Linked DNA regions of Mus musculus: region 2 is linked to region 1. Evidence: chromatin loops called from intact Hi-C (ENCODE). Cell type or tissue: heart. All regions are shown on one strand. Links, peaks and the distances in the headings refer to the core of each region. The heading gives the core; the rest is flanking DNA. Region 1 overlaps Iqschfp (Iqcj and Schip1 fusion protein). Region 2 has its middle 21 kb from the start of Il12a.

What was found. Hi-C counts contacts between places; a loop is a spot of excess contacts. Peaks named below come from ENCODE experiments on the same cell type or tissue, not always from the same donor. Only the 100,000 strongest peaks of a DNase experiment are listed, where the experiment ranks them.
Region 2: it touches region 1 in a loop (6-fold over the local background); 8 of 42 quality-filtered maps call a loop at or near these places.

Annotation. Positions count from the first base shown.
Region 1 is chr3:68,557,088-68,573,594 of GRCm38, forward strand. The region is part of intron 5 of Iqschfp (Iqcj and Schip1 fusion protein); the gene reads left to right. The region is part of intron 2 of Schip1 (schwannomin interacting protein 1); the gene reads left to right. Among named protein-coding and RNA genes, the nearest start is that of Gm22073, 18 kb to the left of the region's middle. In heart, for the core only: a CTCF peak has its summit at 5,936 (motif pointing right); a DNase peak (open chromatin) is centred at 7,084.
Region 2 is chr3:68,703,794-68,720,300 of GRCm38, forward strand. No RefSeq gene overlaps it. Among named protein-coding and RNA genes, the nearest start is that of Il12a, 21 kb to the left of the region's middle. In heart, for the core only: a CTCF peak has its summit at 10,040 (motif pointing left); no DNase peak of the experiment used is centred there; H3K4me3 peaks cover 671 bases.

The DNA.
Region 1 (16,507 bases), core at 4,172-8,171:
CAGCTTTTGGTGGAGGCTAGCTTGGTGCTCTCGCTCAGCTTCCTCTCCAGTTTCGTTTCCTCTGAGGGCAGTTCTTTCTTTGCATGCCCAAACCCAAGATTCGTTTTCTTATCAAGAAGGAGTAACTGTGGTGGTTAATCAAATTATTACTCATTCGCCAGGGTCTGGAGTCATGTGGAAGTGACGTGAAATCTCTGGGCATATCAGTGAGGCCGTTTCTAGAGTAGGTTGATGGAATCAGGAAGACCCATCCTAAATGTAGGGAGTACCATTCCGTGGGCTAGGACTCCACAGTGAATCAAACGAGGAAATGGAGCTGAGCCACCATTCATCATTCTGTTTTCTGACTTCAGACACTCAATCGGACCAGCCAGCTCCTGTTCCTGCCACCAGACCCTCCCACCATGATGTGCCCTCTGACCATGAGACAAAATAAACCCTTTCTTTCTTCCTTAAGTTGCTGTTGTTGGATAGTTGATCACACCAACGAGGAAATCACACCACCGCTCACTCTAAATGACTGGATTGGGTTCCCTTCTCTTTGCCTATGGTGGGTGGGTGACCTCTGCTGGCTTCCAGGAGCTCGGTCCTTTGCTGAATAATTGTGATCATCCTAAAATCACCTCCTCCCCTCACCCATGGGGTGCAAACCCAGGGCCTTGCACATTCTTGGCAAATGTTTTACTACTGAGCTACACGGCGACCTCATCCTGAAAGTTCATACTGAGTTTTTAGTTATAGGTCCACAGTTGCATTTTTCTCGGGGCCCTAAGAGACAGAACTGGCGCTAGGCTCAGCAATTCAGAGTACTTGCTGCTCTTACAGAAGACCTGGGTTCGGTTCCCAGCACCCATAGCCCACATAATAAGCCAGTTCACAACCACCTGTAACTCCAATTCCAGAGGATCCAACACCTTCTTCCGGCCTCTGAGGGTGCCTGTACACAAGCATGCATATACAGAAAAGAAGATGGACACACACACACACACACACACACACATATGAAAGAATGAATGAATAAAATTTAAAAGCATACCTAAGTGATAAGACACGACCGTGGGAGCAGCTAGATAATTCAGTTTATCATTTTATTCATATGTTTAGTGGTGAAAGGTATGACGGCTTGATTGAGAATGGCCCCACAGGCTCCTGTATTTGCATACTTGGTCCCCAGTTGGTAGAGCTGCTTAGGAAGGGTTGGGAGGTGTGGCCTTGATGGAGGTGCGTTTCTGTGGGTGGGCTTTCTCCGCTAGCTCTCTCTCACTGCCTTGTGCTTGCGGTTCAGATGTAAGCGCTTAGGTACTGCTTACATCTTAGGTCCCATGCCTGCTGCCATGCTTCCGTCCATGGAGATCATAGACTAACTCTCTGGGACTATGAGCCCACAAACTAAGTGCTTTCTTTTATTAGTTGCCTTGGTCATGGTGTCTCTCCACAGCAACAGGAAAATAACAAAGACAAAGGGTGTTTTAAAAAACAATGAAAAGCACCTTTGCCACATCATTTGTAAATGAGAAAATAACTGAGTGTATACTAAATCTTATGATGGACTCCAATATTTAATCACACTTTTTTTTTTCAAAATGAAGAACTCCAGTCTCCTTCCGAAAGATTTGATATCATTCCTCGCATGTACCAGTAAGTTGAAAAATCTTTAAGTTATTCTGAACTAAAAGCAAAGCCTGAGTGAGCTGCCAGTCACAGCAGAGCATTAAATCCCTTCTCCAGAGCATTTCTTGCCTGGATTTGGGAGCTCTCTTGTTTGCACAAGAAACATCGATTTCCTGTAGCGTGTTATCTCAAGAAGATAACAGGAGCTGAGCTGTGCAGGAGCACATACCAGCCTGACCTCGTGTATACAGTCAGATGGAATCCTAACCTACTCACTACCTGGGATATGCCTGAGTCCCTCCCCAGGTGTAGCCATCGAGCTGAGATTGTGTGGACAGATGTTAACAAAGAGTCTACAGAGCTTTCAGTTAGCCCGGCCAGGTCTGCATTCGCTGAACCAAACACAGATCCATGACTAATCTGTCATACCACCTGGACAATGAGGACGACACCCTCAGTAGTTCTGTGTGATCCCTTTCTGGTAGGACTGTGGCGAGGATAAGAACCGTTTTCTACAGAGGTAATGTGGAGGAGGGGTCCGGGGAGATGACTCGGAGAGCCAAGTGCTTGAGGACCTGAACCTGGCCCCCTAAAACTCAGGTTTAAAACCATGCATGCCAGATTCTCTTATAATCCATGCCACAGAGATGAAGATGCTTGATCCTTGGGCTTGCTGGCCAGCCAGTGTAGCTTAATCAGCAAGCTCCAAGCTCAGTGACAGCCACTGTCCCCAAAACTACGGCGGAGAGTGATTAAGGAAGGTACTTGATATGAATTCCTGTCTATCATATTAGTGTACACACACACGCACACACAGGCATGCACACCATGAAAAGAAAGAGAATACAGATCAGAGAGACATGAGCTATGCTCACTATCTCTATAACACATTAGAAAGTTTTAGGGAAAGCCACAGTTTAAACTGTAGGTTTTACTTTGGTTTCAACACTTAATCTGTTCTCTTTCTTTATTATTTTTATATCCCTTTAAAACATGCCCTAAATTTCCAAAGTCAGCAGGCAAATATAAAAGTATCCGTCTTTCATAAGCCCAGGATGTCTTCAGACTGGCCTCTTCGTCTTGATTAGAAAGTCACTTAGGGTACTTTATTATTCTTCTAAGATGAAAGTTGACTTTATTTATTTATCAGTATGATTTTGGAGGCTGTGCAAGTTTGCAACAGTAAGTCAGTTGCTTATTTTACCAGGCTACCCCTTCAAACCAAAAATATATCCCATAGGGTGGCAAACCAGGGAGGAGAGGAGGAGGACCCTTTAACTAATCTCTTTCCACTTATTAATTAGATATTGAATCAGGAGCAGTCGACTACTGCAGATTAGTAATTGTTAAACTCACTTGAGCTCCTGCAAACAACTATTTGCCCTTCGGTCCAGCCGGTACACTCAGTCTTGGCCCTGTAGTAGGTAGATCTGCAAAGTTAGGGGGGCCCTTAGAGCCTGCCATCACCACAGCTCAAAACGAAGAGGGAATTGTGGCCAAAATACCTCCCAGGCTTAGTTCCAAGCTGGCAGTCAGCCTTTTGGCTCCCAGGTGAGCTTCAGCTGACTTCAGACAAACAAGTAGCCACGTGGACAGCTTGGCCATACTGCAGTAATAACAGCCATGGCACTGCTATGGGCACTTCCCTTCCCTCAAGTAAGAGACTTCCTGGGATTTGTGTTCATTAGCTTAGTCAGATATTCATTGATACCTACTGTATGTCTGGTACTGCGAGATGCTAGATGTAGGATTATAGATTGAGCAATAGGACTGCAGTTGTTTCATGGAACAATCAACACTCTACATCTTCAAAGTGACTGAATAGTTAAATGTTGTCCTGAGATATGGGGGAAGAAACCTAATAAAACCTGATTTAAAATAGGAGCTAGGGAAAGGTCTTCCCACTTTAAGTACAAACAAAAGTCAGCTTGTGTGGTAGGGGCCTAGAGTCCAGGGTAAGCAGCAGCTTGTGTGAAGACCCTGAGCAGAAGCAAGCATGGCTTTTCCTGGACCACTTAGTGGCCTACAGCTCAGTAAGTTCACTTGTCATTGCTCTGACACAGTGCCTGAGGAAGTGAACTTACAAAGGGGAAAGCTTTCCTTTTGCTTACATTTTCAAAGTTTTCTGAGTATGGTTACTCGGCCCCGTGGCAGCAAAGCACATTAGGATAAGAACCCAAGGCAAAGGAGACCCGCTCACCTCGTGGTGCTCAGGATGCAAGGAGGAAAGAGACAGGAAGAGATCAGGATCCCAATATCCCCTTCGAGGGCTCTTTCCCAAGGACCTAATTTCCTTCCATTACGTGCTAAAGGATCTATCAGTTCCAAGAAGCTGGTAACCAAGCCTTTAGTGCAGTGGGGGGAGGTTTGAGATCTAAGTTGCAGGAGTGAGCGAGATTTTGAGATGGCAAAAGGAAGTCTGGAGGTGAAGTTGGTGAGAGCGACAAGTTTTAAGATGCAGGAAGTGAGAGTTCAAACTAAGTCGAGTTGTGACATCATCTGTTATAGGTTGAGAAGCGTATTTAATTTGAAAGGGTAAGGCTGCCAGCCCTTAATGTTTTATAAGCAGGGAACTAAATCAAGAAGTAAAACGTTATCAAGTCAGGAGAATAAGGTGAATCACGGGTTATCTACACAAAACTGAGGCTGTTCCGTTCTGGGATGTTACATTCTGTCTTAGCATAGTTAGTAAATAATGAAGAAGCCCCGACAATTTCTACACGTGAGCATCTTGGGGGCCCAGGTTGTGTATCTGCAAGAGTCTGCCTTGCCATTCTCAATGGAGAACTGATTTAAATTTGGATTTTGGAGGAGTTGGGATTGATGTCCTGATTCACTTAAATACTTCAGAACAGTCGGGGCTGACATCAGCCCTCCTCTGTGTTCACCCTTCAGCTCAGTTCCTAACACCGTCCTTTCCTCCCCAGCACTTTAACACCCTGGGAAGACTTGCCTCTAAAACAGGAGAGAACTTTTGTTCAGTCGCTTTACGTTAAGCGAGCTAATTAGATCATTCAATGTGTTTCTGGCTACCTCCTTACACACTAGGGAAACTTCCAGACCAGTGCTTGTTCTAGGCTAAAACGTAAGTGCAGTGTCTCACAGTGAGGCCGGGAGCCTGCAAAGGATTGCAAACCCAGTCCATGTCACTGCTTAACTGGTCCTACAAAAGCTGACAGAATGTCCCTGAGGAAACTCTTGGGCACCATCCATGGTAAATAATAGTGTTTCAAGAGTACTCCTGCATTAAAAAAAAAAAAAAGTATATTTAAGGATCATTGATGAGTTATAATAGTTTCTTGGAGATTATATTAATAGTTTAATTATATATTATTATGTTCCACCGTGGTGATAAAATAGTAACTGGAGGCTGGGATGGCTCAGTGGGTAAAGCATTGGAAATGTAAGGTACATGTTCAGGTTCCCAGACCCATGTAAAAGCTGGGCTTGGGAACTCGTAGCTGTAATCTTTGTGCTCCTACAACAGAACGAGAGGTGCTCACTGAAGCACCTCAGAAGCTCATGGGCCAGAAATTCTGTGTACATCACAGAGAGCAAGAAAGGAGAGACCCTGCTTCAAACAAGGTGAAAGGCAAGGACCAAGACCTAAGGTTGTCCCCTGACCTCCACAGTGCCGTGACACGTGTGCCTCTGCTAATATCCAGGAATGTATGCACACACAGCATTCACAGGCACACACACAAAATAGTAACCGATTTTTACCTTAATGAAATTTACCTTCGCTTGAAGTCTTGTGATTTTTCTGACTCACCCCATGCTCTGCATAAAGCATAGACAGTGATATGAATTTTATATTGCTAATTTGGAAAACTCAGGTTATAAAAATCAACTTGACTTGAAAGCACAGTCATCCCATAGCCCTCAGAAGACAGCGGAGAATGTCTAAATCAACCTGTTCTGCACATTAAGAAATAGAGGGCCTTAGATATGAAGCAGTTGACCAAATAAATATATATTGTCATGCCTAGAGATAGCTCTAGTTTGGGTTTGAGGCAGGGTCTCATGTAACCCGGGCTGCCTTTGTACTATGTAGGTAAGAATGCCCATGAACTCCAAATAGTTCTTTGAATCCAGGTCCAAGGTTTGTATCAACTGTAGAACCATTGAAGAATGGCCTGAGTAGTAGCTTTGGACATATTAACATTGCTGTAACCTATATATTCTTAACTGACATTACTGAGAATGTGCGTGCTTATGTTATTATTGTTTCTTTTAGATATCATTAAGACAGCACTTAGATTTATAGCTTACCTTTGAGGATCATTTTTTTGTTATTGTTACTAATTGAAACTAATTGAATAAACACAATTGTCCACTAGAGGTCACCTTTCCAACTGGTTTTAGTCAACCACCCACCCCACCCCCACCCCAGTATAGAGGAGTAAATAATAGCCTTCATCGTCATCATCACCACCACCATCATCACCACCACCACCACCATCATCATCATCAGAGATTCCACATAGTGCTTTATGTAAATGTACCTATATTGATAGATAAGATTATCAGGGCTACTCAAAGACCTAGAAGGCAAAGGGGAAGTGTGTCCCTTCTTCCACACACCCCTTGTATGCACTAGCATGCATTCACAAACATACTTGGTGCTACCCCAGGCTTCTCTTGGAAAACCTGTTTGATTTTATTTGGAAATTTGGAAAGCCTCATTAGTTCTCCCCCCATCCCCTGCTCTCTCTCTCTCTCTCTCTCTCTCTCTCTCTCTCTCTCTCTCTCTCTCTCTCAGGTAAAACCATCATTAAAGATATAAACAACTCAAGGAGAAACCATGTAGACATTGCATCATGAACCTATGCATCAGCTGCTAATTTTCTACAGCATGCAAATTTCATCTTGCCTTAGGCACAAAGCACACTGGGGAGAACCATAAGACTGTGCCGTAAACAGGTGCCTTGGCAGTTCCTGTGGAAATATAACTGTCTCATTATTCTGCAGGGAGAGTGCTGCTATAACACTACCTAGTTTCAAACTGTGTCTATAGAAACCCAGGGCGGCAGCAGGTATTTTTAGAGACTAATTTGCACCTATTATAATGATGTGCTAAACACCTCATCCTCGAGTCCCCAAAACATAAAACTGGAAATTAAAATATGAAAATGTAAAAATAATCCTGAATACATATAGAAATGAGATTACCTGTAGGACTTGATAGAAAAGTTGCCTATGAAGAAATGGTAAGAAGAATATAGCATTTAGCCCGTATCATGGTGAGTCTATGCCCTTCTTATTTATGCAAAGTATTTCCACTCCTTCTTTGACATCAGCGGATTGAGTTAGCCTTGCTGGGCTCTCGGGTAGTTGAACTAGTCAATATGCCTTTGACTGTGAACACGGTTGCTCTGTGCCAGCCTTTCTGAAAACTTCATGCCTGTGAGTCTCTAGGCAGGAAGAATGATCTGAGTTGCCCAAGAAGCCAGGCTTGGTTCACTGCCAGGCTAAGCCAGGCGCTTGTGCTTGGCACGGCTTGCACAATGACAAGAGAATGCTCAGCCCATCAAACGAGGAAGTGTTGTTACAGGCTGATGCCCTGTTGCAAATATCCGTGTTCTATCTTTTATTACCTTGTTTATAAGAAGTGTAAGCAATCACTGTAAGTTGTCAGTAAGTCACCCATGAGTAAGACTCTGTCCCCTGCCTCTGAGCTTCTGGATACACTCAGCGAATAATCCTCCGGAGACTGCAGCATGCACCATGACTGAGAACTGGTTCCACTTACCACTGCTTGCCTCCCTGCAATGGTGTTCTTTTGATAAGACACAACAGAGCAAAATGCAAAAAGAAATGTCGGCTCTAATTGGAATAAGACTATAATGGACATCTTTAATAGGATGCCTTCAAATATCTGTGTGTAACGGAAGAATTGCATGTTTTCATCGAAGTACAGCCTGGGCTCAAGTTAATTTTCTCCTCATAAAAACTTCTTTATTATTTTTTAGTCATTTTGCATTTAGGCTTTAGTTTTAAAAGTAGACTCTACTACTGTACAAAATAAAAATCAGTCCCACTGATTCACACCACTAATTTTCTGAGGAAGGTATTTTCAGTGTAGCCTAAAATAGAAAGCATTAAGCCAGAGACAGAATAGTCAAACTTGGGAGCAAGTTATTTTGCATTATTTATAAGCATCTTGTTTGTAAGAAATATAATGCATCTTATATTTATTTTTCTCCAACTTCCAGTTCCTGGTCTTCTAAACATTGCTGGAGAAAAAGGTGTAGAATTATTGCACTGCCAGTGTCTTCTGGGTCCCCTGCCCTCCTCTGAAACAGGGAGAGCGACTTTGACAGAGTCATAGTGTGCAAGTGCTCTACAAAGGTCTTCATCCCAGAAGTCACAGCCCCAATTAAGATGCTCAAGTAGCAATCTAGTTACATCACAATGCAAAGACAACAAAGAGGTGTGGCGTGCGGTGACCTCGGAGATGGTACAGGGCCGTGGCAAGGTCAGGCTGCCTATGTCTGGGATTATGCAGTCTTCATAGGCCCAGCCTCTCCCCCGCAGACCACCTGGGAGACCATCAGGCTGTGCACCTGGAGTGGAGGTTTTGAAATGATTCACAATTAGACAAAAGGCATCTGCCAGTGAGTGGCAAGCACTTGCTTTATCAGAGAGACACAGGCGATTTCCTCTGACTTCTTATGTTATTCACCTCTCATGCAGAGTACAAACTGGGCAGAGTAGGAGTGACCAGTGGGCCATCCTTGAATGTAATGAGCACTGAGTGCCCCATACACATGCTATACAGTGTGCATAAGGTTTAGGGGTGGGTAGCAAGCAGCTCTTTAGCCTTCCCATCCCTTCCTACGTTTAGCATGCCCACTGCGTTTAGGTTTAACACAGTACTGAATATATTTCATGAAATCTGCATCTATTTGCTTACTCATTGTCTAACTCGAACACTTTTCTTCTGTTAGCTGCTGCCTGTTCATCACCTCCACTTAACACACCCTAGGAGTGTCAGCTACCCTCTTTGTTTCCGCTTTGTACCAGAGTTCTCAGGGAGCACAGCAACCCCCTAGGAAATCTTTTGGACAAGGTTCTCCCACAATTGCCCAGCGTCTCAGCTCTCCCTCTAGCCCTCAGGCCTTAGCCGCCAGCTGCCAGCAGGGCCACTCTACCGTCTGTATCCATACCCACCAGAGCATCCTCCTTAGTCAGCACTTCTGTGTAACCTAATATTCATGTCTTCATTTCCAAAATGGAATGAACACATGCCAGGTGTGCCTTATCAGCTCTTCTAGTACCTGGCCTTTTCTGTTACTTCCCACCCATCATACTCTCCCTTCTGGCTGTTTCCATCCCTGATGCCAACCCCCCCCCCCCTGTGTGTGTGTGTGTGTGTGTGTGTGTGTGTCTTTTTGTGTGTCATTCTCTGTTTCTCTGTCTGTCTGTCTGTCTGTCTGTCTCTTTTAGGTTTGTAAGGGTGTTTTGCCTACATGTTTGAGTGTGCCTGGCACTGGGGTTATAGACAGTTATTATCAACACCATGAGTACTGGGAGTTAAACCCAGGTCCTCTAGAAGAGCAACCAGTACTCTTAACCCCAGAGCCACCTCTCTAGCCCCTGGTCTTCCACTAAGAAACACCAACAAGGTTCTGTTGTATGTTCATGGAACCACTCGGCTACTCTGAATGGACGAGAAGAGTGTTTGCAAACTGCTCTTTTCCCTCAGTCTCTCAACTTCTTACCCACAGTGCCAGGGCTTTCTAGCCCTAGCATTGGACTGCTCACGGTTTCATAAGAATAGCTGATACCTTCCTCCCTTTCAGAACATGTGGCTCTGGCTGTGTTTCTTCTCTACTTCTGAAGCATTTGAAGCAGATAAATGACTGACAGCTCTCCTCTCTCTCCTGTACCCTTCCATGGTAGTTCACCTTTCTCTCACCTTGCTAACCATATCCCACATGGCTTCTTGCCCTAAAACTGTGGGCTTTTACCCAAAGATTAGTTTTGAATGTGTGCAATTATAAATCATCACAAGTCAGCTTAAGTCAACACAGATCCATGAGTTTATTGTCTTGCAGTTAGGGACTTAAAAACTTTGAATGGAGTCTCACTTGACAAAAGTCAGGATGCTAACTGAGCTGTGTTCCTTTGCGGGGCTCTGGAGAAAATTCTAAATGCAGCTAACTATCATTTCTCTGGTGGTATTTCAAAGCCAACACAACCACCAGGCAACCCTTTTTCATATAGAAAGAGAAAGAGTTTGGGTTTTTATTTCGTATTTTGTGTGTGTGTGTGGTGTGTGTGTGTGTGTGTGTGTGTGTGTGTATTCTTGCTAGTTTCTAAGATAAAGACTTGCTGGATATTCCAGGCTGCCCCCAGTCTCTTCAGTGTCAGGATTAGTCATGTCCCATTGAGCCTGTTGAGATCCAAGCTCTAAGGAAATGTTCACCTTCATTGAGAGTTCTCTTCCTCTTCTCAATTCCTAGTGAACATACATACAAAATCTCTTTGGAGGCATTTGGCTCACTCCATATGGTATACAGTTATCTGTGTGGTGTAATCTTACCAAACCCTGAGGGTAGAAACCCTGCTTTGAATTGTACCCAGTAGGACTTGGTTTTAGTTACAAGATTGTAGGAATCAAGGAAGCTGTTGGGAAAGGAGTGCTGCATTGTGAAGCATCTTCAAAGGTTTGTCACTAGGCTGGGCACCAGTGATGACAGAGAGCTGTGCCCCCCCCCCCCCCCGACACTGGGCACCAACAGACTCTGAGGTTCGTAGGATTAAACTTCCTCCTGACTTCTTTTCTTTTATCATCCTAAGAGGTCACATCCCTCAAGTCTACAAAGCACCTGGCTGCTTTCCATTGTTGTGAGGGACACTCAGATGCCTTGCTCATCTGCCTTGTGCCCCATTCCTTCCTCCCCGACCCCTAACATTTCATTGTGAACATTTTAAAGTGGAAATTTGCTTCACGAATCCTAATTCGTATATTAGTTTCTTCTCAGAGCCCATAAGTCTCCAGCCTTTTACAAATGATGGCTTACTTACCACTTTAAGACTCTGCAATTGATGTCTTTCGAAACATGCTTTGTCAGAGCTTTGCAGTGGCCTTGCCCTCCACTCATTCATCAATTCGTTCCATTTGTTTGACTCATCTCAGCGTACGGTTCATATATCAGCAAGTGTCCCTGTAAATATGTTAGCCTGCATAGACCTAACTGGAGCTTTATATATATATATATATATACACATATATATGAGCTAGTTGCATATATACATATATATTAACACACACATATCTATATGGGCTAGTTGCACATATGCAACTAGCTCTTTTTTTCTACCTCTTTGAGGTAAATACTATATTTAATAAAATGCACAAATCTTAATATTTACTCAGTAAGGCTAAGAAATGCATATACCCATATAAAGGAAACAATCTGCTCTTGTAGCATATGCCAGCAAGTCTCCTGTGCTCTCTGCACATCAGTCCCTGACCCAGGTTTACTTCTGATGACCTGTGAATGTGACTGGTTGCCAAGGTTCCGAGCAGTTCTCTGGGGCTGGAGAGAGGGCTCAGAAGGGACAAGCATTTCCTGCTCTTTCAGAGGACCTGGGGTTCAGCACTCACAGGCAGTACACAACCATCTGTAGCTCCAGCCCCAGGGTATTTAATCCTCTTCAGGCCTGCATGGGCCCTACACGCATGTGGTACACAGATGTGCATGCGAATAAACACCTAGACACATGAAATAAAAAAATTACATCTAAGAACAAATTTAAAACCAGCTCTGTATTGTGTTTCTCCTATTTGCCACAATGGGAAAAGAACAGCTGTTTCTGAGCTTTAAAAACACAGCTCTTTCATAGTGGCATAAACATGGATGTTAAGTGAGACGTGCTCTAACTTTTCTTCCTTACACACACACCTTGGATGAGGTTTAAGTGAAGCCACATTGATCTTGGTCTGGGCCTGCTTTGGCCCAGTGCGGGTGAGTTGGTTGCCGCTGAGTCCTACTGCACCTTTGTCTTAGTCGAGCCAGCTTCAGCAAACTACACGTACCTTCTGAACAGTAGGACTTTATTTCTGTCATTCTAGAAGCCATTCAAGCCACTGCAAGTTGGGTGTCTGGTGAGGGCCTGCTTCCTGATTGACAGACAGCTCAGTTCTCACTGTGCCCTTTGGAAGGCGACTGACTGCCTGGAGTCTCTTTTAAGAAGGCATGAGCCCCTTCCACGAGGGCTCCTCTTCATGACCTCTCAGCAGCTCCACCCCCTCATAGCTTCGCATTGTGGATACACTGTCTCTCCATCAGGCAAAAGCGGCCTTGTTGTACCTAGAGACTCCTCGGCTGACAGGAACTGGAAAACAGTGTTCCTCTCTTGGTTTTCTTTATTTGGATACTCTTGTTTGTTTGTTTGTTTGTTTGTTTATTGTTGTTAGTGGGTGTGTTACAGCATCCTTAGGCCTAGATTTATCTAACTGCCAAGCAACAATTTTGGATTAAATAGTTTCTGGAAGTCCCATCTAATTATGAAATATGGAAAGTTTCAAGTGTTCGGCTCTCTTTGTTTTTAGATTTCATTGTGTAGCCCAGGCTGACCTCAAACATAGTCCTCCCACTTCACCTTCTTCAGTACTAGAAGTATGGCTACACAGCACAGTATCTGGTACTCAATTGAAGACTTAATTTTTTAAAGTGTGTGTGTATGCGTGTGTGTGTGTGTGTGTGTGTGTGAGAGAGAGAGAGAGAGTGTGTGTGTGTGTGTGTGTGTGTGTGTATGTGTGTGTGTGTGAGTGTATGTAGCTCAGTGGATGACTTTGTGTGGGCTGTTCTCTCCTACTTTTGTGTGTGTGTGTGTGTGTGTGTGTGTGTGTGAGTGTGTGAGTGTGTGTGTGTGTGAGTGTGTGTAGCTCAGTGGATGACTTTGTGTGGGCTGTTCTCTCCTACTTTTGTGTGTGTGTGTGTGTGTATGCGTGTGTGTGTGTGTGTATGTGTGTGTGTGTGTGAGTGTGTGTGTGTGTATGCATGTGTGTGTGTATGCGTGTGTGTGTATGCGTGTGTGTGTGTGTGTGAGTGTGTGTATGCGTGTGTGTGTGTATGCGTGTGTGTGTGTGTGTGTGAGTGTGTGTATGCGTGTGTGTGTGTGTGTGTGTGTGTGTGAGTGTGTGTATGCGTGTGTGTGTGTGTGTATGCGTGTGTGTGTGTGTGTGTGTATGTGTGTGTGTGTGTGAGTGTGTGTATGCGTGTGTGTGTGTGTGTGTGTGTATGTGTGTGTGTGTGTGAGTGTGTGTATGCGTGTGTGTGTGTGTGTGTGTGTGTGTGTGTGTGTGTGTAGCTCAGTGGATGACTTTGTGTGGGCTGTTCTCTCCTACTTTTATGTGGGTTCCAGGAATCAAATTGAGGTCAGGCTTGAGAGTGTCCACTCACTGAGACATCCCATTTGTCGTTCAAGTCAATGGGAAACTAAAATATTAAAAAGTAATTTTTTTTTAAAAAAAGAAGAATCAGTGCTCAATAGACTGAACTTAAAACAAAAATGTCATTATTTTTAAACAAAAATAACAAATATTAATGTCCCTTGCTGAACTGTTTTAGCTTAAATGTTCTTGGGGCATCTGTTTTTTGTTTAAAGCTTTTTTTTCTTTCTTTTCCCTGTACTGGCAGATCATAACATGAAGTCCTTTCCAGTGGACAGTTATTCAGACCAGCCTGCTTCATCTGTCCCTTTTCGTCTTGTTTATACCTTTTGGGAGGCGAGTGTTTTGACAGCATTTGGGATGCAAGTGTCAGAAATCTGTTCTGTCCAAATACCACTTCTGAGTCACTCGCACTGTCTCTGGAACAGCAACTGTGAAGAGTGGGATTGTGTTTAGACCAAAAAAAAAAAAAAAAAAAAAAAAACAGCACTTGATAAATGTCTTCAGGAGCTTATGTAATATATGCCAGAACAGAAAGCTCTGGTGTGTGTGTGTGTGTGTGTGTGTGTGTGTGTGTGTGTGTGTGTCTTAGACTCCTTTCCACGTCTTAGACTTGTAGATTCAGGACCCAGAGCCTTGAGATCAAGCCCATTGCCCAAGTGAAGTTCCAACAGCCTTTGAAATAAGATGGTCTGTCTTGGAGAGTGTGGGATGCGGCTCACGACACCCGCTCCCTTGCATTCCGTACAGATCTCTGCTCTGTGTGCACAGCAGGGAAGGCTGGAGTTTGGGTGGGCTGAGTTTTTACCATTTTGCTTTATAATAGCATTTTGGTCTTCCTTCCATCTTAAGGTTAAGTAAACTTGTTACTCCCCCCCCCCCCCCCCCCGACTCCTGCCTTATTATCAAATGTTCCTTGTCCAACATGGCCAACTCCCTCTATACTGGAGGTTCTGCAGGACACATGTCCATAGTACCTTTTCCTAGAACCCACTGTTCAAGTTTAGAGAATGTAGAGTTGGACCTCTCTTACTACTTTTTATCCTCCTAATAGGAGGTCTGAAATGGGTGTGCATATGAGATAGCGTAAAACATCAGCCTTGGGGACTCTTTCTTTAAAGTATGACAGTTTGAAGCCAGTCAAGGTTTCTCTGAGGACCATTTATGTCAAGAAGAGCCAGAGATATAGATAGTTCAGTGAGTCAAAGTGCTTGTCACCAAGGCTGATGACCTCAGTTTGAGCCTAGAGACCAACATGGTGGAGGGAAAGAACCAACCTGACCACCACTCACTTGCCAGGACACGTATACACTCACCTTACATAGAGACACAAAAGGAACAACAGTGTCAATTGTTTTGGACAACTGAGGAATATAAACAAGGAATTTTTATTGTTTTCCCCCCTAACTTTGTGTCATTGTGTTGAAGAATTCCTTGCTCCCTCCTACATACCCTAGTGTCCTAGAGTGGTCCTTGAGATTATTCAGAGATCAGCCCCCATTTTCTCACAGAAACATACATGATCCGACCTGTATTTCATTTGATTATGGCCTACAGGTCCCAAGTTCTTCTCATGCAGACTCTGAAGACAGTCTGTCCCAGAGATTACCTGTGTTATGTTGGGGTGTCTGTATAATATTCAAGTCATGGATTGGGTAATTTACATATGCAAGGCCCTACCTTTAAAAAAAAGTTTAGTTTTCATGTAATACATAAGTAATACCAACCTTAACATTTTAATAAGTTTCTCCAAAAATTATAGAAACATGATTCCATCATTTTTTTTACTAAAAACACTTAAGAAAAGGTAAATGAGGTATCTTTTTTTTTAAATTACAAAAAAATACATATTTTAATGAAAGTCCTTCCTTTAGTCAGAAAGTTGACAAGATACTTTAAAAATAAAGCATGAATACAAACCTCGCATGTATGTATTCAGGATGTTCCCTTCAGCACGTTAAAAGTTCCGAAAAGATCTTTAAGGCCTGGCTTTCATAAGCACCAACCAAGCAACACTAGCGGGCAGGAAGGATGCTGCCGCAGATTAGGAATGCCCAACTGCAATATTGATTTGTGTCTGTCACTCTCTCTCTCCCTCGCTGGCCTTTTTCTCTATAATGAGTACTAGAATGTTTCCACATCGGTTAACTGCCTTCATAAAGCACCAGAAGGTCACACCAGCCCCAGACAGATCCTTTTCTTTGTGCCTATAATATAATTGGCTGATTGTGCGGGTGATGCGCCCGCCCCCTCCCCCAGGCCGGTCCCAGCTCGGCTCAGCAGCCTGCCTCCCGGTTCCGGAGGAGCAGAGCAGCTTGGAGGCTTCAGAGCGAGCTCGGTGGCTGCGCGCTTCCCAGCACAGGCAGTGCCACTGCGCAGGTTGCTCAGCGGAACAGCATCCATTTTAATCTGCGGGGAGTCCCTGCCTAACCAGGGCGTTCTCTCGCGCCTGTGGATGCTCAGCGCTTTCCCTGCGCAGCCTCGCCCAGCAGTCCAGCTTTGGGGTCTGCGTCCTAGGATGTACTGAGATGGTACATCAGGAGAACTGCTCGTACCAGGTAAGGTTGGAAGCTTGATTCTGAGGCCCTTACCCTATGGGAGAGGCCTTGCTCTTCTAGGGCAGCAGGTTGCCTCTTACTGGATTTTCAGGGGATTTTTGCCATCCTGGGCTCCACTCCCGGCCTTCATTGCATACAGTATCTGAATTCTAATGAGGCTTTCTGAGGAGTAATGGGGCAGAAACGCCGCTTCTTTGGCCTTCCTTTAAAAGCGTTTGTGGAATACATGGTGGTGATGCGTGCTCACAACTGAAAAAAAAATGTGATTATTGTTCATTGCATAAGAGGTCAGTTAATTAGAGTCCAGTTTTTAAGACTGTCTATGAGAAAATTATTTACATTTAAAAGTCCTGATTGACGATCTTAGAATTTTTCATAAATCAGTCAGCAGGCATTTGGCATTTCAAGTTGCACTGATATCTTTATGAAGCTGTTTTTGCCAGTATGCTCTTTTAAATGATTAGCAGGTAAAAAATGATAGTACCAGTGTGGATTACAAACTTCACATAGAAAAAATATTCAGTAACACATGTTCATCTTTTAATGTGCTAATTTGCTATCTGGGGTTAGGAATTCACCACTTCAGACAATTTCCAAAGCTCCTTTCCCGAGTGAGTGTTTCATAACTCCTTCCTACCACTTGGGCTGTAGAGGCAACACTGTAAACAGCAAGAATGTTCTCAGAGAAACTGCTCTATGCAGTGGCTGGCCTGGCTGGTGGACATCCTGGGTGGCTGGCATTGAGATATTTACTCACCTGATGGAGTTTCTCAGAGACCAGCTCTCTAGCTTAACAAAGCCTCTTCCTGGTGAGAGGTGGGTTACCTGAGCCAAGCAGGTGTTTCTCTGAGGGTCACATTTCAGTGTGAATGTCTGCAGGCGGAAAGTGGTGCATTTCACAAGACTCCAGGAAGGCAGCTGTTGCTAGCTA
Region 2 (16,507 bases), core at 8,081-12,080, 150 kb after region 1:
AGAACTTCATGAATTCATTGTTTTTAATAGCTGAGTAGTACTCCATTATGTAAATGCACCACATTTTCTGTATCTATTCCTCTGTTGAAGGACATCTGGGTTCTTTTCAGCTTCCGACTATTATGAAAGTAAAATGTCTCCATCTGAAAGAGATAAGCATAGTCAGTCCACAGAGAGGGTCAGGGAAGACAGAGGAGTGCTGACGTGGCAGCAACAATTAGAAATGAAGCTAAGGCATGTCCTACTCACGAAGCATGACAGTGCCAGCCCTTAGAGGTGAGTGTGTGTGACTCTGTGTGTGTGTGTGTGTGTGTGTGTGTGTGTGTACATGTGTGTTTGTGTGTGTGTCTATGTTTCTGTGTGTGCATACCTGTGTGTATGAGAGAGAGGGTGTGTGTACATGTGTGTATTTGTATTTGTATGTGTATGTGTGAGTATGTGTGTATGTGTGTATGTGAGTGTGTGCATACATGTGTGTGAGAAAGAGAGGGTTGTGTATGTATGTGTGTGTGTGTGTGTGTGTGTGTGTGTGTGTGTGTACATGTGTGTTTGTGTGTGTGTCTATGTTTCTGTGTGTGCATACCTGTGTGTATGAGAGAGAGGGTGTGTGTACGTGTGTGTATTTGTATGTGTATGTGTGAGTATGTGTGTATGTGTGTGTGTGTGTGCATACATGTGTGTGTGAAAGAGAGGGTTGTGTATGTGTGTGTGTGTGTGTGTATGTGTGTGTGTGTGTGTGTGTGTGTGTGTGTGTGCACCAGCAGCTAACGCTTTGAGTGCTGTGTGTGCTTGCTCACATTACTCTATAGAGGAGCCTGAGGCTGGAAGCATGTCGGTTCTCCTGGTGGGTAGGTGGCACATGCTCATTTGTACCAGTAAACCCGAAAAGTACCTTTCTCTGCCCATATCAAAGTCACAGTAAATCAAAGGAGCATTTCCTCTCCACGACTATGCCGTCCTCACAGTGACCGAGGCTTCTGGACTGCTTCACTTCCCCCAGAAAACTTCCAGTACAAAAAGTGTCACATTACTTATAAATGTGCATGCCTCTAGCTCCTGGCACTCAACAACAGGAGTGAAAAGAAAGTGCCACGGGAGAAGAGACTGAAGGAAAGGAGGTCCAATGACCGGCCCAACTTGAGATCCATCTCCTGGGGGGCCACCAAGGCTGGACACGATTCCTGATGCTATGATGTGCTTACAGACAGGAGCCTGAATGGCTGTTCTTTGAGAAGCCCTACCAGCCGCTGAGACAGACACAGATACTTACATCCAACCATTGGACTGAAGTTGGGGACTCCTATGGTTGAATTAGGGGAAGGGTTAAAAAATCCGAAAAGGAGGGCAACCCCATAGGAAGACCAGCAGTGTCACCTAATCCAGACCCCAGGGAGCACTCAGAAACTGATCCACCAGCCAGGAGAATACATGGGCTGGTCCAAGACCCCTGGCACATATGTAGCAGAGGACTGCCTGGCCTCACTGGGAGAAGATGTGTTTAATCTTAGAGAGGCCCCAGGAAAGGGGGAGGATTGAGTGGAGCACCCTCTGGGAGGCAAGAGGAAGAAGGAATTCGATGAGGAACTGTGGGAGGGGGGACTGAGGGAGGCAACAACTGGAATGCGAATAAATAAAATAATTTAAATTTAAAAAGAAAGAAAGTGCCACGGGCTTCCCCAGGTTTCTCATTTCCTTTTCTAAACCAAGTATAGTCCAATAAAGTATTCTTCATAAATTAGTTCCAATTACTAAAGCAAAGGCAAAACATTAAAAAATATATGCTTGCTCCCTTCGAAATAGCTATACATGTTATAACATACAATGTGTATAAGTACGACTTTTAATAATTTAAATATCTGGTTGGGTGGTTAAGTGGTTACCATACTTTAAAAATAATTCCTTGCTGGCAGAGCATATACCACAGTAGTAAATGTGACTTCCTTCCTGTTCAGATGTATCAGTCAGAAACACATCCTGGGTTGGACGGATAGCTCAGTTTTTAAACTATTTCTCTAGCATTCACGAGGTTGCAGGGGGCGGGAGGGGGGGATGGCTCCATTTCTCCTGCACCCCTTTATAGAGAGGCAGAACCAGGGCTGAGAGCAGAGCTGGAGCAAAGTGGTTTTCCTCACAGAGGAGGAGAAGAGCAAGGGGTGTGGTGTAGGGTTCCTAAATAATCCTGATGACCAAGTGTCTGTGACCTCGGTCCTCCAAATGTGCCCCACTTTCTAGAGTTTTCACCACTCCCCAATACCATCAGCAGGCAACCAAGACTGAGTCTTCGAACAACATTTCAGGTCCAAACCATAGCACCAAGCAAACATCGCATATTCTATTCCACACTGCTCCCAAGAGAGGCAGCTCAGGGGTCCCAATGGAGTCCTGGTAACAGCACCTCCCCAAACCCTCTCTCCTCAGTGACTGCCTACGCAGCGACTCCATTTTTGAGAGCTTTTTCAGTGCATGCGCCAGGTAAGTTTCCTTTTCTGTCATGGTTTATATATAAAATGCACCCACAAAAGCTTAGGTGTGCCAACACTTGGTTCGCCAACTACTGACAAGATTTTAAAAGGTTGTGAAATTTTAAGAGATGAGGACTGGATGGTAGAAATAGGTCATCGGGTTCAGGCTTTTAGGGCATCAGCTCAGCCAGCTACCAGCTAGAGCCCTCTAAGGCAGCCGTGGAGTGACACTGCCGACCCTGCCGCAGGCACTGCTATTCCAACCTCTCCCAGCCCTGTGGACTGTATCCCCTCCAACTAGGAGCCAAACAAATCCCTGCTTTCTCAAGTCCTTCCTGTCGGGTAGTCTCCCACAGAGACCGGAAACGGAAGTAATACTCTTACTCAAACAGGTTTTGAAACGAAGGCAAAGACAAAAACTCCCAGAATTGATTCAAGCCACTCGTGTCCTTATTTCTGTAACAGAACCTTTTGGCTTTTTACCTTTTACTTTTTAGCTTTCCAAGCTTGCCTGAGGAGACTAATGTTGCTATAAATGCAAGGAGTGTCTTCTCAGCTGAAAATCAAGCTTGTAGCAAATGGGTTCAGCCCTTCTGAGACAGGAGCCGGCTGTGAATGGGCTAATGCAGGATGAAGGTGGGTGACTGGCTCAAGGAACTCTAACCAAGGAATGTCCATCAACACGGGGCAAAAATGAACAGAACTCCATCTATGGACTCCAGGGCACAACTGCAAGTCTGGCCAGCAGTCAGAATTCACCCAGGGCCTCCCAACAGCGTCAGAAACTGGAAAGCCATCGTCAGAACTCCTCAGACCTGTGTATCAGGGAGGCCTGGAAATGTCTGAAATCTCCATCCCAGCACTGCATCTCAGGTCCCCTAACCTGGGGTTAAGCCTTTCAGCAGGCACCAACTGCTCTACCCCAGGAACTCCAGACCATGGGCAAATGTCCAGCCCCACCATTCTCATAGGGACACAATCATCAAACAGGGGTCCTTAGAGAGTGTCATGAAATATGCTTCTACATGAAGACGTGAAGAGGAAGCTTCCTGTGAACCCAAGCACCAATATAACCCAGCAAGCTCAGGATACAGAAGAGTCCCCCTCCTCATCTGATCAGGAATTAATAGTAAAATATTTGGTTTAAATAAAAACATCTCAGAAACTGAGAGGCTCTGCTCACTCTTCTAATAAAAGAACAAGGAGGGACATACAGTTGTCCCAAACCAGTGACAATATCTGTGTGAGCCTCTCTACCTGGACTACATCCGCCGAGCCTCAGTCCAGGCACCAGAGAGCTGGGTTCAAAACCACCTGCTGCCCACAGAACCAAGATGACAGCAAGAGCAGAATAGGATGCTTTAAAAAGTGAAAAAGTTATACTACTCTTTCAGAGGACACACGTTCTGTTCCCAGTACCCACATCAGGTGGCTCACAGTCACCTGTATCTCTAGGAGATGCCCTCTTCTGAACTCCATTGGCCATACATTCACCTGCATACACACACACACACACACACACACACACACACACACACAATTTCAAAATAAAACAGTTAAAAAGTGACTCATAGAATTGATAGTGAAACGTAATAGTACATCACTTAGGTAGCAAACACAGGACCCTGATTTTGACTTCCTACCCCCGCCCCCCACTCTACCCCCACCCCCAATAACTTGTAAGTAAATAACAGTGCAAAGAAAACAGTAACCATGGTTAAAGGGTGATTTCTCTCCATCTACAATTTGTGGATTCTTTTTAAAACAGTTGAATAAACATATCTATTATGTTAATTTCCATCAACAAAATCCCTGGAGGGGGCCACATCCACCACCCTCCTCCCCACACACCTTCCCAACTCCTCGTGGGATCCATTGTTCTCCTGAGAGAATCCTTGAATGATAAGACACTTGTTCCATCCCTGGGAGGCAGAGGCAGGCCAGAGACAGAGAAACAAAGATCAGATACGGTCTTCTTGGTTGTGCCTCAACTAAACGTATCTCTGCTATACATTCGCCCGCTTCCCAAAGTAAATGACCCTGAATTGAGAATCAGACCTTGCAGTTTTACCAGAGCAGGGGGAGGGAATGATACGCGAAGGTCCTCTGAGAAGATGCTTGAATTTCTCCAGAGAAAACGCCAGAGGGCAGCAGACCTCCAGAGATGTCCTGGAAAAGAGCTTGGCTTTTCAGGAAGTAGACCAGCCCGGCCTGGAATGGCATTCTGAAATGAAGTCATTTGATGTTTGGTTGCTTGATTGGTTGGTTGGTTGGTTGGTTACTTGCTTGCTTGTTCCCCCACCCCCACCCCCACCCCCACCCCCACCCCCACCCTACTCCCGTTTCTGGGGATTGCTTCTTCCAACATGCTGGGCAATTGCTCTGACTTTGTTACTTTTCTTCTTATGAGAAAATATCTGACAAGATGCAATTTAAGGAGCGAAGGGATTATTTGGGGTGAGGGGGATCACAGTTTCAGAATACAGGGGAACAGTCTGTCATGGTGGGCATGACACAGCCGTGTAAGAAGTTCTGTGTGAACTTCTGTAGTTCTATGTACTGCATAGTTGGCAGTAAGGGACCTGAGAGAGATGGAGCCTGGGGCTCAGATCTCTCCTTTCCCAACCGAATAAAGCCATCGAGGTGATGCTGAGCACATCTTAAACCCCAGGGGAAGCACCTTCACAGGCACAGCCAAAGTGTGTCTCCTAGGTGACTCTAAACTCTGTCACCTCAAAAACCTCCAGAGTAACCTCGCTGGCCTGAAACCTGCTTGGACTTCTAGTGTACCCTAACGGCACAATTATACACGTCTGCATTTTTAGAGTAGAAAATGTGTAAGTAGAGTTCCCTGAGAAGCAACTTGGTGCTCTGATCATATAAACTATAAATAATCAAAGGTTTGAATTGTTTTGAGCTCAAGTGTAGCAATGTGACCAAGAGAAAGAGTGAGAGAAAAAGGAACAGAGACAGAGACTCACAGAGAGACAGAGAGAGAGGATCTTAAAAACAGAGGAATGAACCCTATGGTCTGGCTTGAGTCCAGACAATTGTGGCCCTTACTGGTTTCCCGTGTTCTGTTACAGTGTGGGCAAGCTTCACTGGTGCCACCCAGTGGCCTCCCTGAGCACTGCTTCAGTGCCTGGAGATGGGCGGGCTCAGTCTATACTGGCTGGGTCTCTAGTTGCAGACAGCCTTCATCTTCCTTTTACTAAGACTTGTCTCCGGCCTAGAATTTGACAAGCACCTGTGTCTGAGTGGATGTTGCACTCCTGGAGCAGATGGGGACAGAGGCTTTGAAGACAAGTAAGCGTTTGTTTAGGTCACCTGAACTGGAATTTCAGCCCTTCCTCTAACTGCGGCATGAGTCATCATTATTAAACGGTGGTAACCCCGTACTTACCACTGAATTTGCATAATCCTCTGAACTGAAGTTTGTAAGCAAACAGCCAACACTTTTCATATTAAAAATTGCTCCCCGACACTCACGTTGATTTCATGTAAGCTACTAATTCATATAATTTCCTGCTTACCTTCCAGGGCAGAGACGACATCTTTCAAGCAGTTATCAAAATACTGGGCAAGAACAGCACTCTGCCCTCATCTTGCTTCAAATTCAGTGATCTCAGTGTGCATATTGTGGCTTCTGTCTAATGTCATCAGTATTGCTATGTTCCTGCTCCAGCTGGGCGAAAGCCATCTTAATCCACTCTCCCCAGCTTCCTAGGCAGGGTAACTAACTACATATCTGCTCAGGGCATTTCAGCCTTCGTTCTACATAAGAATAGATGATGCATTTAATATTTCCTCACAGTTTTATACTCACTTATAACAAAACAAACTCCTTATTTAAGAAGTGCATGTTAACCACCTTTAAGACATTCCTACACAGCCAAAAGCTCATTGCTTCTTTTTTAAAAAAGTTTTTATTGATTCCTGTGAATTTCATATCTTGGGTCCCAATCCCACTCATCTCCCCATTCCTTCATATCTGCCTTGCAATCTCCCTCCTAAAATAAAACAAAGAATATAAATAAATAACTCTCACTGTGGAAGCTGTGGTGTGTCCCACAGTAGACCCTTCTGCCCAAACAACTTTCCTTGCAAATGTTCATTGCCATGAGTCACTGGCCTGGTTTGAGGCCTCTGGCTTCTGCTATACTATCAATAATGGATCCTCACTGAGACTCCTCTAGGATATCCTGTTGTTACCCTGTGTCACGGAGAGCCTGCAGCTTTGGATCTGCAGGACTGGCCTTTCAAGTATTCTAGTATTTTGTAGATGGGGTGGATGTTGGAATGGTCCAACTCAAAGCCCTGGATCTGGGCCTGGGTGGGAGCTGAGTTGGTCAGCTACCAGCTCTCCTGTACCTACAAAACCAGGAGCTGTTCTGCTCTACTGCAGGACCCACTCTTCTGAGTACTGTAGCCAATGAGTGGTGGAGCCAGTTCTCCTTGTTCTCATAACCTGGGGGGAAAGCTCATCTGCCTGCAGGAAGTGAGTGGGTATAGTAGGTTGGCCTGATGCTGCTTGTATTCTAATGCTAGTATTGAGCCCCAAGACCTGGTTGTCCCAGAGGGGATCTGCATGTAGCCCCACCCGACACCATGTGACCTTGATCCCAAATTATTCCTGATTGGTAAATAAAGATGTTGTGGTGAGTTTTGGCTACGCAGCTTTGGCTCCCAGCGGATCACACGAACACAGCCACCAAGGAACTATCTTCAGATCCTCGAATGAAAGACAAGCATACATTAGCTTATTTTAAAAATGCATTGGCTACCTCAAAGGCTGGGCACTCCTAAGTCTTCTGCTACTCCAGTCTCACATGGCTGGTTGGCTTTATTTCCTGCCGCTCCTGCATCCCATTCTTCTACCCTGAGTGGACCTTTAGTGTTGGGACATGCAGATTCCTGATTGAATCAAAGCATTAGAACCAACCTCCAACATAAACGTGCTGACAGCCAATAGCTGGGTAGAAAAGACTTAGGAGGAATTTAGGATTTCTGGGCTTGGGAGAACCACCCAAGGGAAAAGAAGGTGAAGGAGGAGGAGGAAGACACCAAGGGTTGGAAGTCCTGAAAATTCAGCCCATTGGAGTTAAGAGCAGCTCAGATGAAACACAGTACGTAATAACTCTGTGTTATCAATACGGAAGTATATTCTATAGCAAAGAGGGTAGATATCTGCCCAACTCTTGTGCTGTTTAGGCTTTATTGTAAATAGAGAGGCTGTGTGTGCTTTTATTTTGGAACTGATAAATCAAAGGCGGGGTAGAAACCCTGGATAGGGATTAAAACTTTCAACAACAGGTGAGGTGCATCTCCCCCTCCCCCACACCACCTCACAGGTGAGGGGCAGGGCCAGCTCTACTGTGCTCCTCAGGGAAGGGGCTGCCCGCTCTTCCTAGTACTGCACCCAGTACGGAACAGGCTCACCTCTCCCTAACTCACTCCACTGGGGCCAGATTTCCCACCCCAGAGCTACCAGAGTCAACTCTCCCATGCTGTCCAGGTGAGAGGTAGAGACAGCTCTCCCGCCAGAGGCAAGGGGCAAGGCCAACTCAACACAATGCTTGGACATCAACATGGTTTCAGACAGTAACCCAGGCCGGGCACATCTGCACAGCCTTTGATGGTAACACATGCCTCCAACATCAACATAGACCCTGGCTGTGACAGGACCCTGGGTCTAGACATGCTCCCAGCAGCAGCATGAGCCAGGAAGTCACTATGGCTTCAGGTGGCAGCCAAGACCACTGATATGGGGATGCCCTCCCTTCAGATAGCAGCATAGACCCCAGATGTAGTAGGGCCACAGACCTTGGAGGCAGCCGGGGTCCAGATATCACCATGACCCCAGTGGTTGCTCAGACACCTCACATCCTCCTGTGCCACACCATCATCTCATCTCCAGTTCCCTCTCTCTACAGTGCAGGGACCACTCAGCTTTGCCTCTGCTTTCTCTCCATCATCTCCATTCTCTCATTGTAGTGGTACCCATTGCAGAGCCTGGAGTGGGTGTTTGGATGTCTCTCTCTTCCGGCTCCCCCCTAGTCCATTGCTTCTTAACAGTTTTTAAAGACTGAACAATTTATTCCTTTATATGACATAATTGCTAGGGAAGTGTGCTGGCTAGTTTTATGTCGACTTGACACAAGCTAGAGACACATCAGAGAAGGAGCCTCAACTGAGAAAATGCCTACATAAGATCGACCTGTAAGGTTTTTCGGGTTTGTTTTGTTTTGTTTTGTTTTCAGAAATAATGGTAACTCAATTTCTGGGTACAACAACTAAAATCCTAATCTTATAAGCCTTATTAAATCTAAATCCAACGGTGGCGAATCCTGATGGATCCACCCTTGAAACCGGGAGGCACTAGTAGCTACATTTTGTCCTCATGCTATTCCTGTCCAAAAGGACTGTAGGGTATTTTTTAAATTAGTGATTGAAGTAGGAGGGCCCTGCCCATGGTGGGTAGCAACATCCCTGGGCTAGCAGTCTGGGGTTGTATAAGAAAGCAGGCTGACAAGTAGTAAGGAGCAAGCCAGTAGGAAACACCCCTCCCTGGCTCCTGCCTAGTTTGAGTTCCTTCCTTAGCTCTTAGCTTCCTTCAGCGGGCTACATAATTCAGGATATGTGGATCACATAAACCCTTTCCTTGACAAGTTGCTTGTGGCCATGGTATTTCATCAAATCTGTAGAAACCCTAAGACAGGTATAATGTGCACAATGAAAAGTCCGATTTTCATTTGTTTGCAAGTCAAATTAAAATTAAATTGAAATTAAAAAGTGTAGATAGCAAAAGTAATTTATGTGGCCCAAAAGGAAAAGTATTCGGCACACGGCAGACAATTCATCTTTGCCCTCGTTCAGCTCCATGAGCTTAAGCAAGCTCCAACACAAGGCATCTGTCACAGCGGTGGCCGACATCGAGGACAGAAGTCCAGTCTCTTCTGTGCTCTTCCCCAGTGCTGGTGAAGGAAGCATTTATCAGAGACCCGGAAATGGAAGAGGTGTTTTATCTCATCTGCTGCACGTACTGACCTCTCAGAAACAGTAACATGTTCTTGGAAGAACCTGTGCTTGCCGGCGCAATCGCACTGGTCCACAGAAAACATCACCCACTTACTGCATTTTCCACCTTCACCTTTGTGATCTTGCGTTGCGGGGGTGCAGAAAAGCCCCTTGCTGCGAAGGTTAAAGTCCTGAACCGAGAGTAGTGGCACACGCCTTTAATCCCAGCACTCGGGGAGGCAGAGGCAGGAAAAAGTGAGTTCCAGGACAGCCAGGGCTATACAGAGAAACCCTGTCTCAAGAAACCAAAAAAAAAAAAAAAAAAAAAAAAAAAAAAGAGTCCCGGTCCTTCGCAAACTTCGCTGGTGACTTAAGGAGATCCTGCCCTTCTGCAGGATCCCATTGCCTCATCCCATGCTCAACCAATAATAAACATCCAACATTTGGACTGCCGTCTTCTATGCCCCACAGGTTTCTCTTTTAAACTGTTCTGGGATCTGGAGCCTAGATTGAAGAGCAACGCTAAGGACTCACTCATGCCACCTAGTGGCTGCCTGGTATATGGCTGAGTATTCCTAAACTTGAAATTTCCACTTTTTAATTTTTAATGAATTCAACTTTTCCTAGCGTCTATCATAAACACAAGTACCCAGAGGCGTTTAAGTCAGACCATGAACCTAGACAATTAACAAGATCTCAATGTGATCCTGTTAATATTGAAGCTGCCCGTGCCTTTTAAATCTCTACGGTGATATACTGTGTCTGAAACTACTAGAGGAGTGACTGGATAGCTCAAAGTCGTCCTTACAAACAAATAATATAAACGGTGACCACTAGAGTTTAGAAAGACAGAGAGTGTGGGGGAGGGACATGTCTCAGCACCTGTCCTGAAATAAGTAACATAGTGGGAATAATTTCCAGTATTCTATAGCAAAGCAGTATAACTGACAAGAGTTTGCAGGAAACGATTGCAGGTCTGCTGAGGACCTGCACGGAAAGAGTTAAAAGGCCCAAATATAAAAAAATGAGATTGGGGGCGTTAGAATATGGTAAAAAGAATGGTGCATAGTCAAATCAAAACAACCCTGAGATTCCATCTCACACCAGTCAGAATGGCTAAGATCAAAAATTCAGGCGACAGCAGATGCTTACGAGGATGTGGAGAAAGAGGAACACTCCTCCATTGTTAGTGGGATTGCAAGCTTGTACAACCACTCTGGAAATTAGTCTGGCGGTTTCTCAGAAAATTGGACATGGTACTACCAGAGGATCCCGCAATACCTCTCCTGGGCATATATCCAGAAGATGTTCCAACTAGTAAGAAAGAAACATGCTCCACTATGTTCATAGCAGCCTTATTTATAATAGCCAGAGGCTGGAAAGAACCCAGATGCCCCTCAACAGAGGAATGGATACAAAAAAATGTGGTACATTTACACAATGGAGTACTACTCAGCTATTAAAAAGAATGAATTTATGAAATTCCTAGGCAAGTGGTTGGACCTGGAGTGCATTATCCTGAGTGAGGTAACCCAATCACAAAAGAACTCAAATGATATGTACTCACTGATAAGTGGATATTAGCCCAGAAACTTAGAATACCCAAGATATAAGTTACAATTTGCAAAACACATGAAACTCAAGAAGAATGAAGACCAAAGTGTGGACACTTTGCCCCTTCTTAGAATTGGGAACAAAACACCCATGGAAGGAGTTACAGAGACAAAGTTTGGTGCTGAGACAAAAGGATGGACCATCTAGAGACTGCCATATCCAGGGATCCATCCCATAATCAGCCTCCAAACGCTGACACCATTGCATACACTAGCAAGACTGTGCTGATAGGACCCTGATATAGCAGTCTCTAGTGAGACTACACCGGGGCCTAGCAAACACATAAGTGGATGCTCACAGTTAGCTATTGGATGGATCACAGGGCCCCCAATGGAGGAGCTAGAGAAAATACCCAAGGAGCTAAAGGGAATTGCAACCCTATAGGTGGAACAACAATATGAACTAACCAGTACCCTGGAGCTCTTGACTCTAGCTGCATATGTATCAAAAGATGGCCTAGTCGGCCATCACTGGAAAGAGAGGCCTATTGGACTTGCAAACTTTATATGCCCCAGTAAAGGGGAATGCCAGGGCCAAAAAGTGGGAGTGAATGGGTAAGGGGGTGGGGGGGAGGGTATGGGGGACTTTTGGGATAGCATTGGAAATGTAAATGAGGAAAATACCTAATTTAAAAAAAAAGAAAATAATAGATTCTGTTAGAATCTCGCTACCAGAATTCAGGGTTTGAGCTTTGTGTCTCATCAGTGAAAGTGGAAGGGTATTTTAAACTTTTATAAGAAAAGTCTCTACTCCTTCCTCTCATAATTTATTTCAGCTTGTTAAAATATTGTGTGTCTTAATTATTTTGTACTTTCATTTTTATTATGCAAAATTATTCAGAATAAAACATGCATATTCTAAAAAAAAAAAAAAAGTAACATGCAGACAGTGTTGCAAAACTCCAGGTGGGAGCTGTGACTGTCGTGTAAAAATGACATATGTAAAATATACAACTGAAGTGTTTGAAGGAGAAAGGTGTCATTTGGGAGAGATTTATTCTCAAAGTCACAAGAAAAAAAATGGGAAGCGAGAAAAAAAAAAAAGAATGGTGCATAGTAAACAATGCCTTGGAGATCTGTGAGAGAAGCAACAAGAAATAAGGCAGAGGACCTTTACATCAGGGCATTTTGTTCCCTGGATGGTTCTTGGACACGAGTCCATGCCTCCTGTGAGAAACATTTACATTTCATTTATAAGACATGTTTATTCTTGTTGGATGCCAGACCACAGCTACAGGACCCAATCTGACTCTGACATGGCCTCCTGCCTTGCTTTCGACCTTTCCCAGATATAATCTGTAGCGCATGCCAGACAACTGTGTTTGAATTGCTCTGTGCGGAGAGAGTTCTGGGAAAGGCTGCTCTGTCAGTATTCAGTATTTCTTACCGGTGTTTATTGACACGTTTTTCTGAACTCAAACAACCTCCATTGCTTTCTTTGTTACGGTCGCATATGAAAGTACAGTGAAACAGGAAAACTGCTGTTTAAACATCAGATGGTAATTCACCGCATTCATTCGGTCCTCAGGTCTCAGTCCAGCAGACAAGATCTGCACAGGTCGACGAAAGTCTACAGGAGATGTAGCTCAGAGGCGGGAGGATGGCTGCTATCACTTGCCAGATGAGACAGAGGGGTTACTAAAACAAAATAAACATTTCATTCTCCGTGTGTTTATGAAGCTTCAACCTGTACAAATGAGGGCAGAAGAGTCCTAGAAGCTCTGCATCTGCCTGTGCAGTATCGTCCTGCACACTGGCAAACACCGTGCTCGCAAAGCTCCTTTTGGATACCTCCATGTACTTACTACGCTTGGACTCAGCTTCCCTTCTACAAGATGGCCTCCGGTAGCCTTACACATCCTTGAAGGGAGAGTCCAAAACCATAAATGAATAATATCAATTGGCTATTGTCTTAGCCCAGAAAAGGGCAGATGTCGCACGTATCTCATAAGGCACAGACTTACTTAATGCTTCCAAGAAATTAAACTAGCTGGGCTACTGAGACGGGTGTATCCTGTGATCACAAGTTCAAGGCCACCTCGGGCTATGTAGTAACATCCTGTCTTTAAAACGATTAAATCAGGCTGGAGGATAGCCAGTGGACAAGAACACTCACTTTGCAAGCATGAGAACCCAAGTTCGAATCCCCAGCACCCATGTAAGAGGCAGGCATGATTTTGCAGGCATGATTTTACAGGCACGGTTATACGTGCCTGTAACTCCTGCATTGTGGAGTCGATATAGACGGGTCCTGAAGCTGGGCTCCCAGCCAGGCGGCCCCAGCAATCCTCCTGTCTCCGCCCCTCACAGCGCTGAAGTTACAAGTGCTTGTGACCACATCCAGCTTTTTCTGTAAGTTCGGGAGGTTCCTACTCGGGTCCCCAAGTTTGAGTAGCTCTCTCTCCGCAACGCCAGCTCCCCACCCTACCCCCAGACTGATTCCTTTAATAGAAATATGTTACTGCTTTGCTGATTGATGCTTATTTGTATTCTATCAGAAGACTGGGTTCAGGGTTAACAGAATGGGATCATTCTGAAAAGCATCATTAGAAATAAGTGCCACTCACAAGCAAGGGAGGGGCATTTTGATGCAGAGGTTTTGAGAGCTAAGAGCAGTCAGAGCAGCCAGACATGTATCTGGAAGCCCACTAGATGGCGCCATTCACTCCTTCGTGCTCACAATTTAAAAGAGCCTTTAAAAAGTTACCTTAAGCTGGGCGTGGTGGCGCATGCCTTTAATCCCAGCACTTGGGAGGCAGAGGCAGGCGAATTTCTGAGTTTGAGGCCAGCCTGGTCTACAGAGTGGGTTCCAGGACAGCCAGGACTATACAGAGAAACCCTGTCTCAAAAAAAAAAAAAAAAAAAAAGGTTTCTTTAATTGTACAGAATTATGGGGCCCATTGAATAATTTGAAATGTGTATACAATGTATATTGTTCATAAAAGGAGAATTAACATTTCTATCTTGTTAATTTTTTCAAAATTTTGATTAACGTAACAATTGTGCATATCTGTGAGGTATATTGTGAGCAAGCTATGCAAGTGACATAGATGAATTTCACATCTTCCTACAATGTCAGGTTATTTAAAAGCAGCAGACTTAAAGCTATGCCCAACCTTACGTCACTGAGAGATGCTTTGACGTGGTACTCGTGGCCATTAAAAACATGGCTTCCCCCAGTATTAATGACCAATATTAACTCTCAGATCATACATCAATTACACACAGTGACATAAGGGAAGGTTACGGTGGCTGGTTGCAACAGGGTTAGAAAACCTTGCCGAAACCAGGGTGTAGAGCCGGGATAGTGATACAAAGAGCCGTTGGAGTGGACAGAGGATGTAACAGAAACATTTTGCATGCTGACTTAAAATTAACTTTAAAAAATTATATTAAGGAACCCAAGCTCAGAGCTGGCTAGGCTCAGGGCTACTTTAGTATCCAGCTAGTTCAAGATATAAAAACTGGCCAAGCATCTCCCACTGTCGCAGAATAGCATTTCTTAAGACAGGCCCTAAGGACCAGCGTGATAAATACATGCATCTCATGTCTCAGGAAGACTCTTCCTGGGCCTGAGTCAGAATCTCCTAGGAGTGGAGGGACAGACAGGAAGAACACAGTGTTTAAACATATGTGTACTCATAAGCTCTTGTTCTTGTGTAATCGGGGTTTGTTTTATGGGGTTTTTTTTTGTTTGTTTGTTTGTTTGTTTTGTTTTGTTTTAGTTTTAGTTTTGGTTTTTTTAATGTCTATGAGTATACTGTAGCTGTCTTCAGACATACCAGAAGAGGGCAGCAAATTCTATTACAGATGGTTGTGAGCCACCATGTGGTTGCTGGGAATTGAACTCAGGACCTCTGGAAGAGTAGTCAGTGTTCTTAACCACTGAGCCATCTCTCCAGTCCTCACTTAATAATTTTAAGACGTCTATGAGAATCATTTTTACCAAGGCAGAGATTCAGGCTCAGAAATGTTAATTAACTACCTCAGGATCACACAGCTTGAAAATAGAAAATGATACTTTTGCCGCTGGCCACTAACAGTTCGTGCCTTGTTTCCCCTTCTCCCCTCTGCTGCACCCTGTAGTGTCAACTGCCATAGCATGGTACAGTCCCCTTCCCTACAAGAATTGTCACACACTGAATCCTCCACGCATTTATTATTTCCCAAGCTTCGTGGTTCTAGAAAATACACGAGCTCTCTCATTTCACCCGTAGGTCCTCCTGCTATTTAAGTTGCTGTTCTAAAGAGCTTGGGGAAACACGAACTTGAAACTGGGAGATATGGTTTCAGTGATAGTCCTGGAAAAAAAAAAAAAACGGATCCAGCAGCTGCAACCTTTGCATCTTGTAATACAGTCTCTACACATGTCCATTTTATTAAACCAATTATAGGAGCATGCAGAGTGAACCAATCTTACACAAAACAGGTCCTCTTAAAAGCCAGATCTGCATCCGTGGCAAAAGCATACTTTTCCCTCAGCCAGCACTGCATACCCTGTGCTGGATACTAGTGCTTTTGTCTCTGTGCTATGAGAAAAGACCTGGCAAGAAGTAACTTCAATGAAGAGGGTTAATTTTAAGCTTCCTGTTTATAGGGGGCCAACTCATTCAGGTGGAAAAGCGAGGCAGCCAGATGGAGAGGGCGCTGATCACGTTTCTTCTTGTTGTTGATGTTCCTTCCCCCCCCCCCTCGTATTTAATTACATCTAACAGCCCAACTCATGGACCGGCACCACCCACATTCAGGGGAGGTATATCCTAAAGTCCCTTGAAATGCCAAGACCCCCTCAAAAGGAGCGTTTTCCTGGTGATCCTAAATCCAGGCAGGCTGACCATGAGGATGTCCTAACACACAGCCCTTTATCTCCTCTGTGGATAGGAGAGAATGAGAAGCTCTCAAGACCCGGTGGAGCAGACAAAACATAGGCCAGTGAGCTTTAGCTTCCAGACAGGGAAAGTCTCACAGCGAGAAGGGGGGAGCCAATATGCAGGGAGGCCTGGACACCAACAGCCAGACCAGGAAGCTGACTTGTCCCCATGGGTTTTAGTTCCTTGGGGGGCGGGGGAGGGGTATCGCACATACTACAACAAAGGAAGAGACATTTTTATGTCAGCTCCATCATCCCGTCACTCCATTGGATATTTGCTACAGTTCCAACTTCATCATAAACATAAAATCACCTCACAGCTATCCAACTCCAGAGACCCTAGTCTCAATGGAAGGAATACTCAAACCAAAAACCTGCTGTCGGGGCTCTGTAACCTGTCCGACTTTAAAACTGCAGTAATGAAAATCAGGTATACTCTTGGGAAGCATAATGAAGATATTTTCCATACACTTGAAGAAACAAATGACCAGTTTTATTTAAATATCTGCAAGTAGGTAACACCGAGTTCAGCCATGGCTGCAACC